2 separate regions of the Homo sapiens genome follow, and region 1 is linked to region 2. The links are chromatin loops, found by intact Hi-C in ENCODE. Cell type or tissue: heart right ventricle. All regions are shown on one strand. Links, peaks and the distances in the headings refer to the core of each region. The heading gives the core; the rest is flanking DNA. Region 1 overlaps ZFAND2A-DT (ZFAND2A divergent transcript). Region 2 overlaps CYP2W1 (cytochrome P450 family 2 subfamily W member 1).

Evidence for each region. A loop is a pair of places that touch in the nucleus more often than their neighbours do. Peaks named below come from ENCODE experiments on the same cell type or tissue, not always from the same donor. Only the 100,000 strongest peaks of a DNase experiment are listed, where the experiment ranks them.
Region 1: a loop joins it to region 2, with 4 times the contacts of the local background. A loop is called at or near these places in 55 of 110 quality-filtered maps.

What each region holds. Positions count from the first base shown.
Region 1 is chr7:1,165,821-1,174,284 of GRCh38, forward strand. ZFAND2A-DT (ZFAND2A divergent transcript) reads left to right here. Exons shown (of 3, transcript NR_110069.1): 3 at 1-138. Among named protein-coding and RNA genes, the nearest start is that of ZFAND2A-DT, 9.7 kb to the left of the region's middle. RefSeq lists enhancers at 3,629-4,604, 4,166-4,555, 4,605-5,578. In heart right ventricle, for the core only: a CTCF peak has its summit at 4,245 (motif pointing left); a DNase peak (open chromatin) is centred at 4,221; H3K4me3 peaks cover 1,162 bases; H3K27ac peaks cover 951 bases.
Region 2 is chr7:989,030-997,179 of GRCh38, forward strand. CYP2W1 (cytochrome P450 family 2 subfamily W member 1) reads left to right here. Exons shown (of 9, transcript NM_017781.3): 9 at 1-611. CHLSN (cholesin) reads right to left here. Exons shown (of 5, transcript NM_001318252.2): 5 at 7,977-8,150. Among named protein-coding and RNA genes, the nearest start is that of CYP2W1, 9.9 kb to the left of the region's middle. RefSeq lists enhancers at 1-338, 6,663-6,712 and a silencer at 4,038-4,127. In heart right ventricle, for the core only: a CTCF peak has its summit at 4,260 (motif pointing right); DNase peaks (open chromatin) are centred at 2,906 and 4,312; H3K27me3 peaks cover 366 bases.

The DNA of each region.
Region 1 (8,464 bases), core at 152-8,151, 180 kb after region 2:
TGCGCTCATTGCTTCTGGGCTCTCTCGGTGGACATAGGCTAGGAATGTAAGATGTATGTGCCTGTGTATATACACACGTCTGTAGCTATGTCTATGTTGCATACATGTGTTTTTCCAAAAACCAAATCCATAACCATGCCTTCAGTTTCAGCCCAACACCTCCGGGCTCTTTCTAGCTTTCTACCTTTCATGATTGTGAATACCTTCTCCAGCAGTGAGAAACCTGGCTCCTTTGTCCTCAGTGGATTTTCTTATTTGCTCAATTTTTTTGTTTTTTGTTTTGTTTTTGTTTTTGAGACAGAGTCTTGTTCTGTCACCCAAGCTGGAGTGCAGTGGCATAATCTCGGCTTACCGCAACCTCTGCCTCCTGGGTTCAAGCGATACTCCTGCGTCAGCATCCCGAGTAGCTGGGATTACAGGCATGTGCCACCATGCCTGGCTAATTTTTGTATTTTTAGTAGAAACGGAGTTTCACCATGTTGGTCAGGCTGGTCTCGAACTCCTGACCTCGTGATCTGGGTGCCTTGGCCTCCCAAAATGCTGGGATTACAGGCGTGAGCCACCACACTCGGCCAAGTCAGAATTTTAAGTTTCATCTTTTTTGTAATTAATTGAACACCTGCATTCAAAGAAACAGAGAAGTACCACCACGCATAAGTAAGGTGGCCATGGCGTACCTAGGTTTCTCAGCCTATCAAGCTTAGGGGCTTCTTTTTACGTGAAGTCCTCCTAAGACAGCCTCTGATAGCTGCCTTGTGGTCAGCAGGGAAGAAGGGCCTTGTAATAGCACGACTCTGCAGGGAGGCGGGCAGCTCTCATGGCCTTAGTTTGCAGACCTCGAGATGTCCACTAGAAAGGAGGAGATCGTGGCTGGCTGCGGTGGCTCACGCCTGTAATCCCAGGATTTTGGGAGGCCGAGGCAGGCGGATCACGGGATCAGGAGATCGAGACCATCCTGGCTAATGTGGTGAAACCCCGTCTCTACTAAAAATACAAAAACTTAGCCGGGCGTGGTGGCGGGCGCCTGAGTCCCAGCCACTCGGGAGGCTGAGGCAGGAGAATGGCGTGAACCCGGGAGGCAGAGCTTGCAGTGAGCCGAGAATTGCGCCACTGCACTCCAGCCTGGGCGACAGAGCGAGACTTCGTCTCAAAAAAAAAAAAAAAAAAAAAAGAGGAGGTCGCAGCGTCTCCAGTAACACATCAACTCCGCAACAAGGGGCCACAAGTGTTCCTCGCCAACGGGTCCCTGCTACGATCCCTATTTTAAATAAGGGGAAACTGAGGCGTGGAGGGGGTAAGAAACAGAGAAGTCAGAATTCAAACCTGGACGACGCCTGTTAGTTTTTTGGGATTACAGGGGTAAGCCACTGTGCCCGGCCACACGTGTTAGTTTTTTGGGATTACAGGGGTAAGCCACTGTGCCCGGCCATGCCTGTTAGTTTTGTAACTCCAGCATTCCTGTCTCTCCTGCATTTGTCAATAGCACTAGTCCTTTGTGGTGAGTTTTTTTTTTTTTTTTTTTTTTTTTTTTGGAGACAGGGTCTTCCTCTATCGCCCAGGAGTGCAATGGTGCGATCTTGGCTCACTGCAACTTCCATCTCCCAGGTTCAAGCAATTCTCCTGCCTCAGCCTCCCGAGTAGCTGGAATTACAAGCACCCACCACCACGTTCAGCTAATTTTTGTGTTTTTGGTAGAGACAGGGTTTTGCCATTTTGGCCAGGCTGGGCTCGAACTCCTGGCCTCAAGAGATCCGACCACCTCGGCCTCCCAAAGTGCTGGGGTTACAGGTGTGACCCACTGCGCCCAGCCTTTTTTTTTTTTTTTTTAATACAGATTGGGTCTTGCTATGTTGACCAGGCTGGTCTAGAACTCCTGGCCTCAAGCGATTTTCCCACCTTGGCCTCCCAAGGTGCTGAGATTACAGGCATGAGCCACCGTGCCCGGCCAGGACCACCCCTTTGGAGTGATACCTCTCCCCAATTTTATGTGGCTCTGGTGGGTCATCCCTCAGTGTCCACTTAACAGTGACAGTGACGTTATGTCCTGCTTTTCCCAGAAGAGTCCCAGGTTATGTTAACTGTTCTAGCAAAATTATTCAGAGCACCCCATTTTCAGTCTCAGAAATGTCTCCATTAGTGTCATGTGAAGTCACCCTAAACGAGGTCAAGAAAATCATCCAGGCTGGGCGTGGTGGCTCATGCCTGTAATCCCAGCACTGTGGGAGGCTGAGGCAGGTGGATCACTTGAGGTCAGGAGTTCGAGGCCAGCCTGCCCAACATGGTGAAACCCCGTCTCTACTAAAAATACAAAAATCAGTCAGGCGTGGTGGTGGCACCTGTAATCCCAGCTACTCGGGAGGCTGAGGCACGAGAATCACTTGAACCCGGGAAGCGGAGGTTGCAGTGAGACCAGATCGTGCCACAGCACTCCAGCCTGGGCAAGAGTGAGACTGTCTCAAAAACAAACAAAAAAACTCCTCTTAGTTCATGCGTGGATTCTGATGCAGGCTTGCAGGGAGACCCTCAGGTGCTGCCCATGAGTAGCTGCGTTGACGGTAGCTGCTTCCTGGCTACCCCGAGGGGCTGCTCTGCAGTCAGGGGAGAGGGGCCGGCTCTCAGGGAAAGGCATCAAGAACCACACTTGAGTTCCTGGATCCGGGCACATCTAAAATTTAGGAGCCCATAAACTCCCGTTTTCACAGAACCTATTTTGAGTTGGGTTCTTGCCACATGCAATCAGAAGTCCTGGCCGACACACAACTTTGGCTTCAGCAGTCTCCCTGGGTGTCCCCACCCCATCCCGTTCCCTGTGTTCAAAGGCGCTTGGGGCCATCCTCCACTGTGAAACTCCCAGACACGCCAGCCCAGCTGCTTCAGGTGTGCGCTGGGAAATTTTCACTCCCTGAATTCCAAAAATGATGGCAGCCTCTGCCTCACCCTCATAAACGCAACGTTTACATTTATTGTCCAGTTGTTTCAGGACGTGGATTTTCTTTGTTTTGCTTTTTTTTTTTTTTTTTTTGAGACAAGAGTTTCACTTTTGTCCCCCAGGCTCGAGTGCAGTGGCGCGATCTTGGCTCACCACAACCTCCACCTCCCAGGTTCAAGCGATTCTCCTGCCTCAGCCTCCTGAGTAGCTGGAACTACAGGCGCTGCCACCACACCTAGCTAATTTTTGTATTTTTAGTAAAGATGGGGTTTCACCATGTTGGCCAGCCTGGTTTGGAACTCCTGGCCTCAGGTGATCCGCCCGCCTTGGCCTCCCAAAGTGCTGGGATTACAGGTGTGAGCCACCGCGCCCAGCCCTTTTTTCTGTCTGAGAACAAGAAGACAGTAAGCTCTGGGGAAAAAACAGGACCCACCTTCATCTTTCTTATCTTTGCTGTGCACTTCTTACAAATATTTGCTGAGGCTGTGAATTATAATTGCAAAAGTAGAATCCACTGTGTCCAAGCAGAAGAGAGGGTGTCATGGGGAGCGGGCAGTGGGGAGTCACCTGTCTGCCAGGCTGGACGGGTGAACACATTCATCATCTTTAGGCATGCGAGCTTCTCCTACCTCTATCCATCCTTCCTTCAGCCCATTTCCCCCGACTTCTGCCACCACCTCCGGGACGTCCTGAAGGCGAACCGGCCTCCCACCTGCTAAGTCCAACAGACACTTCAGCCTGGCTCTCACCAGCCATGGCGGGTTGCCCTCCTACCTCTTGACAACACGCTCTTCCTCGGCTGCAGAGACACCTCCTCTCCGTATTTTCCTCCCACATTAGCAATGACCACACTCAGGCTATGTCACTCATGGTATTTTTGCATCAGAAATGCCATCCTTGGGCCGGGCGCCATGCCTCATGCCTGTAATCCCAGCGCTTTGAGAGGCCGAGCCGGGTGGATCCCTTGAGGCCAGGAGTTCAAAAACGGCCTGGGCAACATAGCAAGACCCTGTCTCTACAAAAAGAAACAGTTTTTAAGTCATTCCTGATTTTACAACGCTACTCTGATCTGAGCCCCTGTGGCCTCGGGATCCCCAGGCGTCTGTTCCCGAGAACGCGGGGCAGAAAGCCTAGTCCTGCACGCAGTACCAACAATGCGGAGTCAGCGGGTTGTTTCGACTTTGTTCTGTTTCCTGAGGGGTTCTGAATAAGGGCCACCCCCTTCCTCCTCTGTGCCGCCATGTTCCCTCCCGGCCACGCCCCCTTGCAACCCCTCCAATCTCCGCCCTGCACCCTGGCAGCTCCCCCTGGCGGCAGCAGCGGGTCTTCGTGGAGTCAGCCCCTCCGCTGCTTGGCCGCTGGGTTTGTCCCTTATTTTAATGGATGCGCGTTGGCTAGGACTGCAACATTGTTTCTTTCTTCCACAAATTTTAGTTTGAAACAGACAGGAAGTTAATTTCCCGTCTGGCTGCCACACCTGCTGGTGGCGTGGACTGCGGCCCTTAGGCTGTTCCTTGCTCGATTTAACCCTGGGAGACATCGAAGCCTTCCCACCCAAGCTGTAGGGAGCTGTTGAAGACCTGGTTCACACGAGATCCTTTGCGGGGTGCAGCTGGGGAAAGCATGATTTCAGCTTGTAAGCTGCATGGAGAATGCAAATGTATGTGTGTGTGTATATATATATGTGTATATATATATATATATATATATATATATATATATATATACTTTTTTTTCTTTTCTTTTTTTTTCTTTTTTTTTTTTTGGAGACAGAGTGTCCCTCTGTTGCCAGGCTGGAGTGCAGTGGCACGATCTCGGCTCACTGCAACCTCCTCCTCCCAGGTTCAAGCGATTCTCCTGCCTCAGCCTCCCAAGTAGCTGGGACTAGAGGTGCACGCCACCATGCCCGGCTAATTTTTGTATTTTTAGTAGAGACAGACTTTCACCACATTGGCCAGGCTGGTCTCGAACTCCTGACGATGTGATCCATCCGCCTCAGCCTCCCAAAGTGCTGGGATTACAAGCGTGAGCCACTGTGCCCGGCCAATGTATATATTTTTTCAAGACAGCTCAACCCAAAGTAGCACCAGCATGGACAGGCCGAGTGACGAAGACAGTGCTGGAGGCACACAGAGGCTGTGGGGGCAAGTATGCGGCCGGCTGGACCTGCGGGGACCCTGCCCGTGGCTGGAAAGGGGACCAGGGGGTCCCTGGGAAACACAGGGCTCTGACCTCTGTGCAGGGTGAGGAAGGGTTTTACCAGCAGAGGGAGAGCTCAGCCCAGGCCCGAAGTCAGCACGACGAGCAGCTGACCCCTGGGATCTTTGAGGAACCTGAAAGTGCTTGATGGTCTTTGTGAATCTGAAATCCGAGCGAAGCGTCAGACCCTCGAGTTTCCCCAGGGGAACTCCGTTAGTCTCCTGGGATTTGATGTATTCACGCTTTGTTCCTTCTGGACCAGTCACGCCCCACGCCAATCTGAGCCGTCGGGGGTTGGCCCTTCCAGGATGCTGTGATTAGGTCTAGGGAATTCCACCTGGAGGGAAGGGTGGGCTGTGTCCTAGGGAATTCCACCTGGAGGGAAGGGTGGGCTGCGTCCTCGGGAGGGAGACAGCAGGTGGCAGGCTTCGGCCTCCCAGGCAGCCCTATTGAAAAGTGAAGCCACCTGGACTTCCTGGGTCAAGTGGGGACTGGGACAACTTTTCTATCTAGCAAGAGGATTGTAAAATGCACCAATCAGCGCTCTGTAAAATGCACCAATCAGCACTCTGTAAAATGCACCAATCAGCACTCTGTAAAATGCACCAATCAGTGCTCTGTAAAATGCACCAATCAGCACTCTGTAAAAATGCACCAATCAGCGCTCTGTAAAATGCACCAATCAGCACTCTGTAAAATGCACCAATCAGTGCTCTGTAAAATGCACCAATCAGTGCTCTGTAAAATGCACCAATCAGTGCTCTGTAAAATGCACCAATCAGCAGGATTCTAAAAGTAGTCAATCGCAGAGAGGATTGAAAAAAGGGCACTCTGATAGGACAGAAATGGAACATGGGCGGGGCCAATAAGGGAATAAAAGCTGGCTGCCACCAACCACCCCCGCCCCCCCCCCCCACCTCTAGCCAGCAGTGGCAACGTGTTCGGGTCCTCGTCTATGCTGTGAAAGCTTTATCCTTTCTCTCTTCACAATAAACCTTGCTACTGTTCACTTTTTGGGTCCGTGCCATCTTTAAGAGCTGTTAACACTCACCGCGAAGGTCCCTAGCTCCATTATCGAAGTCAGGGAGACAACGAACCCACCAGCAGGAACCACCTCCGGACACACTATGTCCCTGCATCCCCGAAGCTCCCGCTACTCCCTGGAATATTCTTTGAAAAGGGTCCCTGTGTCCTTTTTTGCCAGCAACAGAAACTCTAAAAACAGCCACCATTATAGCAATCAATTACCAAACTCTTCTGCTGAGGCCAGGCAGAAAGCAAAGCACAACGGACCTTACCAGGAGGCCCCGCCGCTCCTGTCCAGCCCCTGCCCACTCACTCAGGTGCTCATCACCCCCAGGAGGCTCCACTGCTCCTGTCCAGCCTCTACCCACTCTCTCAGGTGTCCATCACTTCCAGGAGGCTTTGCGCTCCTGTCCAGCCCCTGCCCACTCACTCAGGTGCTCATCACCCCCAGGAGGGCCCCCCTCCCTGCCCAGCTTCCCCCTACTCACTCAGGTGCTCATCACCCCCAGGAGGCCCCACTGCTCCTGTCCAGCCTCTACCCACTCTCTCAGGTGTCCATCACCTCCAGGAGGCTTTGCGCTCCTGTCCAGCCCCTCCCCACTCACTCAGGTGCTCATCACCCCCCGGAGGGTTCCCCCCCTCTGTCCAGGCCATCCCCGCTCTCTCAGGTGGTTGTTGCCCCCGGGGAGGGGCCCTGCTCCTCATCCAGCCCCTCCCACTCACTCAGGTGGTCATCTAGGGGCGAGGTAGACAAAGCCCAGGTACCGACGGCCTTTCCGTCCTCTCTGGTCCCTCTTGGCTGGAGTTCAGGCAGCTAGGTGGCTGGATTCTGTGTTAGGGTGTAGGACAGTGCTAGCCCGGGGTGGCGGGTGCCAGGTCCCTGACATTCCGGGTCTGAGCAGCTGGCAGGAGACTGGGGCAGGAGCCAGCAGTAGCTGCCCTCACCCACAGCACCAGGCTGGCCTGCGTGGGAATCAGAACCCACTGCCTGGTGCTCACAGAGAAGGAGTTTACTCTTCCCCCACCCCCAAAACTGAATGGATTTAATTAGCAGTTTGGGGTTCTCCCCTGTCACGGCTTTGGTCTAAGCTGATGAGGAAACCACAGACTCTCCCACTTTTGTACCCTTTCTTTGATGGGCAAGCGGACGCAGGCGCTGGAAGCCACGTGGCCTGAACCCGGCTCCTCTTGGGGCCTCCCGTGCAGGCCAAACTCCTTTTCTCTGATTGTTATATTATCCCAGAGAGGGCAGAATGGAGCTGGCCGAAAGCTTTTGAACATTGAGTCACGAGTGCAACGCAATGGAGGACTGCGGATATGAAATCTGACAGAGCTGCTGCCGCTGGCCATGCGGCGCCCAAGGGTGGGTGGGGTGTACTCTGTGGCTGTCCGTCATCAGCAGGAGACAGCTGCCCTCTGCCAGGTTGCCGGGGCCGAATTCTCCCTGGCTTCGGATGGCATGGTCCAGGTAGCTGGGGGTGGAAGATTCCGTCCCCTGGATCCACACAGTCACAGCACACTGTTGCCCACTGCATGGCAGCCTTGAGGCCGCCATCTCCTCTATCCTTGGCTCTCACACATGGGGCTCAATCCTGTCTCTTCTCTTTTTTTTGTTTTTTTGAGACGGAGTCTCACTCTTGTCGCCCAGGCTGGAGTGCAGTGGTGTCATCTCAGCTCACTGCAACCTCCGCCTCCCGGGTTCAAGTGATTATCCTGCCTCAGCTTCCCGAGTAGCTGGGATTACAGGCATCTGCCACCACACCCAGCTAATTTTTGTATTTTTAGTAGAGACGGGGTTTTGCCATGTTGGCCAGGCTGGTCTTGAACTCCTGACCTCGGGTGATCCACCCACCTTGGCCTCCCAAAGTGCTGGGATTGCAGGCGTGAGCCACCTCACCCGGTAAACCCCGTCTCTTCTCTAAGGACACATAGGCCCCAGTGTGCCTCCTGCTTCCCCTCCTCCTGCCACATCAGTAGCCATCCACTCTGCACGTCTCGGCGCCTCCCAGAAGCTTGCTCAGAGCACATTAGAAACGCCCGTGATGGAAATCCATTCCTGTTAGGTTTAAGCAGGAAAGAGGATGGCAGGTGCCAGGGTGGCTAAGTGGGCACATAAAGAACCCAGCGACACAGACTCGCAAACGTGACCAGACCCTAGAACCAGGGGAAGAGTGTGCCGTGAAGACAGGCACAAACAAGGCAAATGAGTAATTATGTGGCTGCAGCTTCCGCAGCAGAGCTCGATAAGCAGCGCTAAGCTTCCCCAGCCCCATCCATCCAGGGCCAGGAACCCGGGGGGGAGATGGGCCC
Region 2 (8,150 bases), core at 1-8,000:
ATGCTGTCTGCAGCTCAGTCCCTGCCAGCCCCCAGGAGCGCCTCCAGGGCCCCGCCCACTCTCCCACCCCTGAAGCTGCACTCCCACCCACCTAGCTCCCCCCAGGGCCCCCCAGCACCTACAGCTGGGGCTGCAGGGAGACAACGGGTGGCTGCATCCAGCCAGAGACAGGCGCAGGTGGGTGTCCTCAGCGTGCGAGCCCTGCACCCCCCAGGTCCTGGGACTCCTGCAGACCCCACTCCATTCCCGCTCCTGGAACACTTCCTGCAGCTGTGCCTGGAGGCAGTCGGCCTGCAGTGCCAGACTCTGAGCCAAGCCACTGGGGCCATGCGTATGACTGGTGCAGGGAGGCAAGGCCCACATTCTCCTTCAGAGACAGGCACTGGCGCCAGAGGCTTCCTTGGGGCGGGGGGAGGGCACCTCAGCCCCTGAAGACAAGCAGCACTGCAGTGGCAAAAATGGAAACACTGACCCGGTGCGGTGGCTCATGCCTGTAATCCCAGCACTTTGGGAGGCCGAGGCAGGCGAATCACGAGGTCAGGAGTTCGAGACCAGCCTGCCCAACATGGTGAAACCCTGTCTCTACTAAAAATACAAAAAAATTAACCGAGCATGGTGGCACGTGCCTGTAATCCCAGCTACTCAGGAGGCTGAGACAGGAGAATCGCTTGAACTGGGAGGCAGAGGTTGCAGTGAGCCGAGTTCGCACCACTGCACTCCAGCCTGGGTGACAGAGCGAGATTCCATCTCAAACAAACAGAAGGAAATGTCGAGCCACACAGTGGCACATGTGCTGGGGGCGGTGTGGTCGGCAGTGTGACAGTGGCACGTGTGCTGGGGGCGGTGTGGTCGGCAGTGTGAGTGGCGCGTGTGCTGGTGGCGGTGTGGTCGGCAGTGTGAGTGGCACCTGTGCTGGTGGTGGCGTGGTCGGCAGTGTGAGTGGCGCGTGTGCTGGGGGCGGTGTGGTCGGCAGTGTGAGTGGCGCGTGTGCTGGGGGCGGTGTGGTCGGCAGTGTGAGTGGCGCGTGTGCTGGGGGCGGTGTGGTCGGCAGTGTGAGTGGCGCGTGTGCTGGGGGCGGTGTGGTCGGCAGTGTGAGTGGCGCGTGTGCTGGGGGCGGTGTGGTCGGCAGTGTGAGTGGCGCGTGTGCTGGGGGCGGTGTGGTCGGCAGTGTGACAGTGGCGCGTGTGCTGGGGGTGGTGTGGTCGGCAGTGTGACAGTGGCGCGTGTGCTGGGGGCGGTGTGGTCGGCAGTGTGACAGTGGCGCGTGTGCTGGGGGTGGTGTGGTCGGCAGTGTGACAGTGGCGCGTGTGCTGGGGGCGGTGTGGTCGGCAGTGTGACAGTGGCGCGTGTGCTGGGGGCGGTGTGATGGGACACCTGCTGTCTGAGACGGCCCTGGCCCCCGTCCCAGCGCTGACCATGCACGTGAGCGGCAGGCGGCCCCTCACCGAGAAGAGAGGATAAGCCGTGGCACATTCCCACCTGCGCCACGTGAAGCGGCGCCCCAAGGCCAGGACGTGGTGGCCGGGACACACGGGTGCACGGCAGGCCTCACACTCCCAGGTGGGGCCGCAGGGTCCCTAAGTCATGGGTGGGGCTGCTGCTACGGAGGCTGCTGCAAGGACGAGAAGGGGACGGAGGGATGGAGGCTCGGCTGCGTCCGCTCACCTATTTCTGGGGAAGAGCAGGGAGCGAGTGCTGGCTTCACTATTCTCCCCTCAGACATTTGAAATATGACACTGAAAACTTGAAGGGCAGAAAGAACGGGGTCCTGGCGCCAGGTGGGGCCACGCGACGCCCCGCCCAGTGTGACTGGTGAGCCCCTCTGGAGCTCTGGAGGGTGCGGAACATTCCAGGGCAGGGGCTGTGGAAAATCCCTCCCAGCTGTTGTCAGGGCTCCCGGGTGGGGTGGAGGACTCAGGCCCAGCCCTCCCAACCCTACAGGGGACCCTTGTGCCCCCAACTTAGTCGGCCTCCTGGGTGGGGTGAAGGACTCAGGCCCCGCCCTCCCGGCCCTGCAGGGGACCCTCGGGCCCCCGCCTTACATTGGCCTGGGGTATTCATCTCCTTGGGCCCAGGGGAGCCCGAGGCCCACGTGGGGAGGAAACGCTGACCCTGTCCCGCCCCGCTTCATGGAGGCCCAGCCGACATGAGGGACACCAAGTACAGGGTGATGAGTGACGGCTGAGCTTCCCCTCAAAGCACTAAGACAATAAACATAACCCCAACCCCAACCCTGACCCCGCTCGCCCGACTCACGCGACCTCTCACCCCATCTCACCCAGCGAGATGACAGGGCTCCTCCACGGGGTACAGCCAGGGCCCCCCAAGTTAGGCGGTCCAAATGCCTCATCCTCAAGTGTAAACAAGCCTAGCTTAGTGAAAACAGAGTAAGCAGGTATCAAATCTCCTTTAACTCATGCCCATGGGCGTGGGCAGGGGTGTGGGGCGGGCAGGAGGGAAGGGGGGGGCCGAGTGAGACCCGAACCCCGGAGGTGCCACCTTCTCGACCGGGCAGACCTGGGTGCCCGTTTCTCACAGCTGCACTCAGGCTGCCGGCCAGGTGCACAGGCACGTCCCGGGGGCTTGCTGGGAAATGCCGGGGCTTGGCACGGATGGGACAGGCCACTGTCTACGCCTCATTTCCAAGTGTTTCTTTGTTGCTATTTTTAAAAATGGTGATAAAATACACGTAGAGAAAATTCACCATCAGCCATGTTGAAGTGCACAGTTCAGGGGCACAGGCACATTCACGGCCACCACTGTCACCTCCAGAGCCTCCTCATCTTCCCGGGCTGAAGCCCTGCTTGCGTTAAACACCCACTCCGAGTCCCTCCCCAGTCCTTCTCCTTCCTGGTCTGTGGGTGTGAGGGCTCTGGGGACCTCGAGTGAGTGGGGAGTGGTGGATTTGTCCTGCTTTATCCACGCACCTGCCAATGGGTCCTTTTCAAGGGTCCCAGAGAACTCAGGCAGCAGGCAGCCCGCGAGCCCAGCTTCCTCACGCATGGATTTCGGGAGATGCCTCTGTGGACATCCACCCCATGGTGCCCAGATGTCATGGGAGAGGCAGACACCCCGAACCCCATGGCTCACGACGTGGCTGAACTGCTCCCCGGACGTCTGTCCTCAGCAGCAGGAGGGACGCCGACCCCGGCCCCTGTACCCCCCCGCCTCTAGGTCTCCAGGGAAGGACCCTCCTGGGGTGGGCAGGCTGCTCTTGGCCCCAGATCTGCTTCTGGGTCTGAGGCTGGCCCTCAGCCGTGCTGCACGTGCCTCCCATTACCATCCTAAGTCAAGGCAAAACAAAACCACACAGTCCCCGAGCCATCTGCAAACCTCCCGCAGCAAGCTCGGAGGGTGAGGCCCCCCCACAGTAAGCTCGGAGGGTGAGGCCATCTGAGTGCCGGGCTGGCCGGGCTTAGGAGGAGACCAAGCTTTACCCACGGAGACGCCGTTTAATGGAACCCAAGTGACCCAAGGGAGCTGCCACGCCACCGCTCAACCACACCCACAGGGAACACACATGTAGGGGCCTGGGGCCTTGTCCAGTGCGGGGGTCCTGGTTCAGATGTCCTGAAGCTCCTCCCTCGGAGTGGGCAGCCCCCATTAGGAAACTTCTGGAACCCAGAGGCTGGAAGCCGGCCTCACTCTGGGACCTGGGCCCTCCCCGTGATTGCTGGGGCTCCCTCAGAGCGGGGGTCTTCTTCCCACCTTGGATGCTGAGGGGGAAGGAGGTAAGACACTGGAGGGCTGGGTGGGCTCACCAGGCTTCAGAGGGCAGTGGGACTTGGACAGCTCAGCCTAGCGCCCAGCTGTCTCTCCGGGCAGGTCTCACAAATGCCCCGAGGCAGGCCCATCGCTGGCCAAATTCCCCACCCCTCCTGCCTGGACTCAGTCCCTTGTGAAATCTAAGCAAAGTCCTAGGGTGTCTGAGGTCAGAGTGCATCGGGTAGCTCCTGCTGCATAACAAGCGGGGGAGGGGGTGGCCCATGGCTCTGGACTGCTGGGCCACAGGGGTGATGAGGTGAGGCTTGGAGGAGTCTGTAGGATCCTAACTTTGATGACTATTCAGGGTTTGAGGCTGCACTCAGCTTTATCGCCTGTGAAACCCACGCAGCCAGCAGGGGTACGAGTGCTTCTGAGGTCCCAGTGGGCGGGGGGTGGCCTGACCCAGACAGGGCAGGGGGACGGCAGCTGGAGCGCGTGGAGAGAGCGCCCGTTCCCTGGGAGCCACTGGAGGGCGCATGGCACACGGCGCCCGGCCAGGGCCTGACTGTGACTGGAGCAAGAGCCGAGGGACTGGACGGACGGCAGGTGGCGCCACCTGATCTGTGCAGGGACAGGCAGGGACAGGCAGGCAGAGAAAGAGCCCAGCTGGAGGCTGCCAGCGCTCCAGGGAGAGGAGTGGGGAGCGGACAGCGCCGGCCCGGGCTGGAAGGTCAGCTTGAGGCTCTGGGATGTGAACACTGGGCACCGAGTCATCCAGAAATAAATCCCAGGCACGGTGGGAGGCCGGGGTGGGAGGATCGCTTGAGCCCAGGAGTTTGGGACCAGCCTGGGCAACACAGTGAGGCCCCCCGCTTCTACAAAAAATACAACAATTAGCCGGGTGTAGTGGTAGCAACTGTGTTCCCAGCTACTCAGGAGGCTGAGGGAGGAGAATCGCCTGAGCCCAGGGGGGTGGAGGTGGCAGCGAGCAGAGCTCATGCCACCGCACTCCAGCCTGGACGACAGAGCGGGACCCTGTCTCTAAAAAGATGCCACTCTCTTGGGGGCTTGGAGGGAGGACAGTGCTCTGAGGGTGATTCAGCGGCCGAACCTGTGTCACTCTTGGTGGAGTGAGCAGACGGCACTTGGTGTGAGCTGTTTCTCAGACATCAATCCTGCAAGAAACTGCTCAGAGGCCGCTTCCTCAGAGGGCTGGGTGGGCTGGGGCAGGGGACGGTTTCCGGAAGCCGCACAGTGCTGTGAGAGGTCTCCAGCCTGCTCTGCGTGTTCGCACCCCCAATGTCAGGGAGGGCCCTTTGGCCTGGAAAGCCCAGTCTCCACAGGTCTGCTCACCCCCACAGGCAATGTGATTCTGACTTCCAAACAATGCTCCCTTTGATTATTTAAAAACATTACTTTTATTTTTATGTATTTATTTTTTCAGACAGAGTCTCGCTCTGTCACCCAGGCTGGAGTGCAATGGCACGATCTCGGCTCACTGCAACCTCTGCCTCCCGTGTTCAAGCGATTCTCCTGACTCAGCCTCCTGAGTAGCTGGGATCACTACAGGCGCCCACCACCACACCCAGCTAATTTTTGTATTTTTAGTAGAGATGGGCTTTCACCAGGTTGGTCAGGCTGGTCTCGAACTCCTGACCTCATGATCCGCCCACCTTGGCCCCCCCCAAAGTGTTGGGATTACAGGCGTGAGCCACTAAATTTAGTGCTCACCGCACTAAATTTTTTTTAGATGCCGGCTCTTGCTGTGGTGTAATCACTGCTCACTGCAGCCTTGACCTCCCGAGCTCAAGCCATCCTCCCACCTCAGCCTCCCGAGTAGCTGTGACTTCAGACACATGCCACCATCCCCGGATTTTTTATTTTTTGTTGGGGGGCAGTTTAGCCATGTTGCCCAGGCTGGTCTCAAACTCCTGAGCTCAAGCGATCCTCCCGCCTCTGCCTCCCAAAGTGCTGAGTTACAGGTGTGAGCCGCCGCACCCGGCATGAGTTATCAGTGTGTGGCTTGGTGTTTCTGACACCTGCACACACTTGCATATCTACTGCAGGGGACATTTCTCCCTGAGCTCAGCCCAGATGTGCTTTGTCACAGCCCATCGCTTATGGCCTTGGACACATGTAAAGAGAAAAGCACGCATGCCCACGCTAAGTTTGGCCCCTCACTTGGCACAAATCTTGATCCGCCACCTGGCTTGCTGCAGGTCAGCAGCTGCCCTCTCCACAGTGAGGAGCACTTGCCGAGGGACAGACGTGAGGGACGGACGTGAGGGTCGTCTCCAGGCTAAGGCGGGGCTTCCTTAGCCGGAGGCTTCCTGGCTCAGGAGTCCCGCACAAGCGCCAGCTGAGACAGGGACTCACAGCCCGTTCTCTGGCACACACAGCCCCAGCACATGTGGCCCGACGTGGCTGGCCCCTGGGGTTGCATGGGCGGGTGCCCTCACTGACCTGCACGGGGTAGGGAGACCCCAGGGCATTGCGTGGTTCTCTGAGCCACATTCCAGGTGACTTCTCTGCGCCACCCTTCGGCATCTTTCGCCAGGGAGCCCTGAGGAGCTTGGCACCTTACGATCCACAGAGGTGGGAACCCCTGACAGGAGAGCACTCCCCAGCCGGTGTCAGGGGAGCATCTGTGCTGTCGAAGGGAGGCCCAGGTCTTCAAGACCTTTTCCCACTAATGGTCGGTGAGGACTCAGCAGTACCCACCCCATTTCCCTTTCTGACTCGGCTGCTGGGAAGCTCAGAGCTCTGGTTCCGGATCCATCAGCCCTGCCTTCTGGAGGCTGCTGCCCCTTCTTTGCACTTTGCGGGTCTCCCTCTGCTGTTTGTTTAAGGTGCCTCACAGCATAGGGGCCACTGAGCACCCTGACTGCTGGGCTGAACACGGACCCTTCCCAGCAGCTTCTCTGCAAAGCTGTGCTGCCAGCAGCCGGATCGCAGGCACCGCCTGGCAGATCTGAAGGTTCGTGCTGTGCAACGTGCCTTCCTGTTTGTGAGTTCACCTGACCGACACCAGGAGGGGCTGGACTCCTCGCCTGCCGCCGGCAAGGCCCGCCCTGGGCCAGTGGGGTGCACACAGCAGGCCCTGTGTCGTGGGTGGTCAGAATTTTGGCCACAACAGTTGGGGGACGGGGCTGGATGCTGGCCAAGGAAGAGCAAACAGCCTCATCTCCTTCCCACAGCTTGGTGGGTGCAGAGAGGACCTGGGGACACGGTCCTTAGGGTCTCCTCCGGCCCCGAGTCTCGATGTCCACATAGAGATGGCCTGAGTGGTCAGCCAGACCTGCCCAGACCACATCTTAGCCCAGCCCTGGGTGTCTTCAGGGAGCTAAGGAGGAAGTCACAGTAGACGTCCGTGGGTCACAGTGAGGCCAGTCACCGCTCTGAGGTGCAGGCCCCGAGGGCCACGGCTGAGGAGGCCCAGCCAGGCCAGCAGTGGCCACGGGAAGCCCCAGGCCCTCCCCACAACAACAGCCCGGAGCCTGTGACTCTGCTCTCACAGGGTGAGGCCGGCCGTGCTCCCGCCTCCCGGCTTGCATGCAGCTCTGTGCGTTGGTGGCAGCCAAGGCAGGCAGCCTGACCTCAGCCTCAGGAGCTCTGTTGGGGGGCGGGGCACCCAAGGGGGCACTCAGGGCCTGAGCCAGCGTCCCAAGGCTGCCAGGTGGCGGCTGCAGCTACTTTTCTGCTCCACCGTCAGTTGGGGGAGCACTGAGACGGCAGCACAAACCCCCAACCTGGGCTGGGCAGGAGGCGGCCCCGGGGCAGCAGCACCTGGGTGTCTGCTCTGTGGAGGCCCAGACCGGAGCCACTGGCCTCAGCCCTCCCCGGGGCCCATCCTGGAACAGACTTGGCCTCACAGTGGGGCACGGACCTCCTCGCCATGGCCACCCGGCCCTCCCCGGCAGCTGCCCAGAGCTCTGCGGTCACCACGGCCTTCCCGGTGCCCCGCGGCACCTCACATCACTTGGGGGCAGGGACCACGTGCTGCTGGGAACAGGAAGTGTGTGGCTTGATTCTGTGCGGCCTAAGTGTGTTTCCTGGCAGGGTCAGTCACTGCCAGCGCTGGGAAACGGCCGGCCTGAACGCAAGCGATCAGCCAGCACCCACTGCCAGGAACGCCACACACAGAGCGCCCCCAATGCCATCCTGGGGTGGCCACCAAGGGCGGGGTCTCAGCCTGGCGTGCGCTGGCATGGGGGACACGAATTCCGCAGTCCACAGGCAGGGGACGCACCGCACAGAGCAGGACCCACGGCTGCTGCTGGGTCGGGTTTTATTTCAAATGCAGCCACAGAGGCGGTTTCTGCACAGGTACGTGATCCGACTCCACAAGCTCCCACCAGGGGCTCCCCATGACCCGCAATGACGCTGTGTGGGGTCAAAGGAAAACAGGCCACAGCCAGGCCCCTCGATGGACGCAGGCAGGGGAC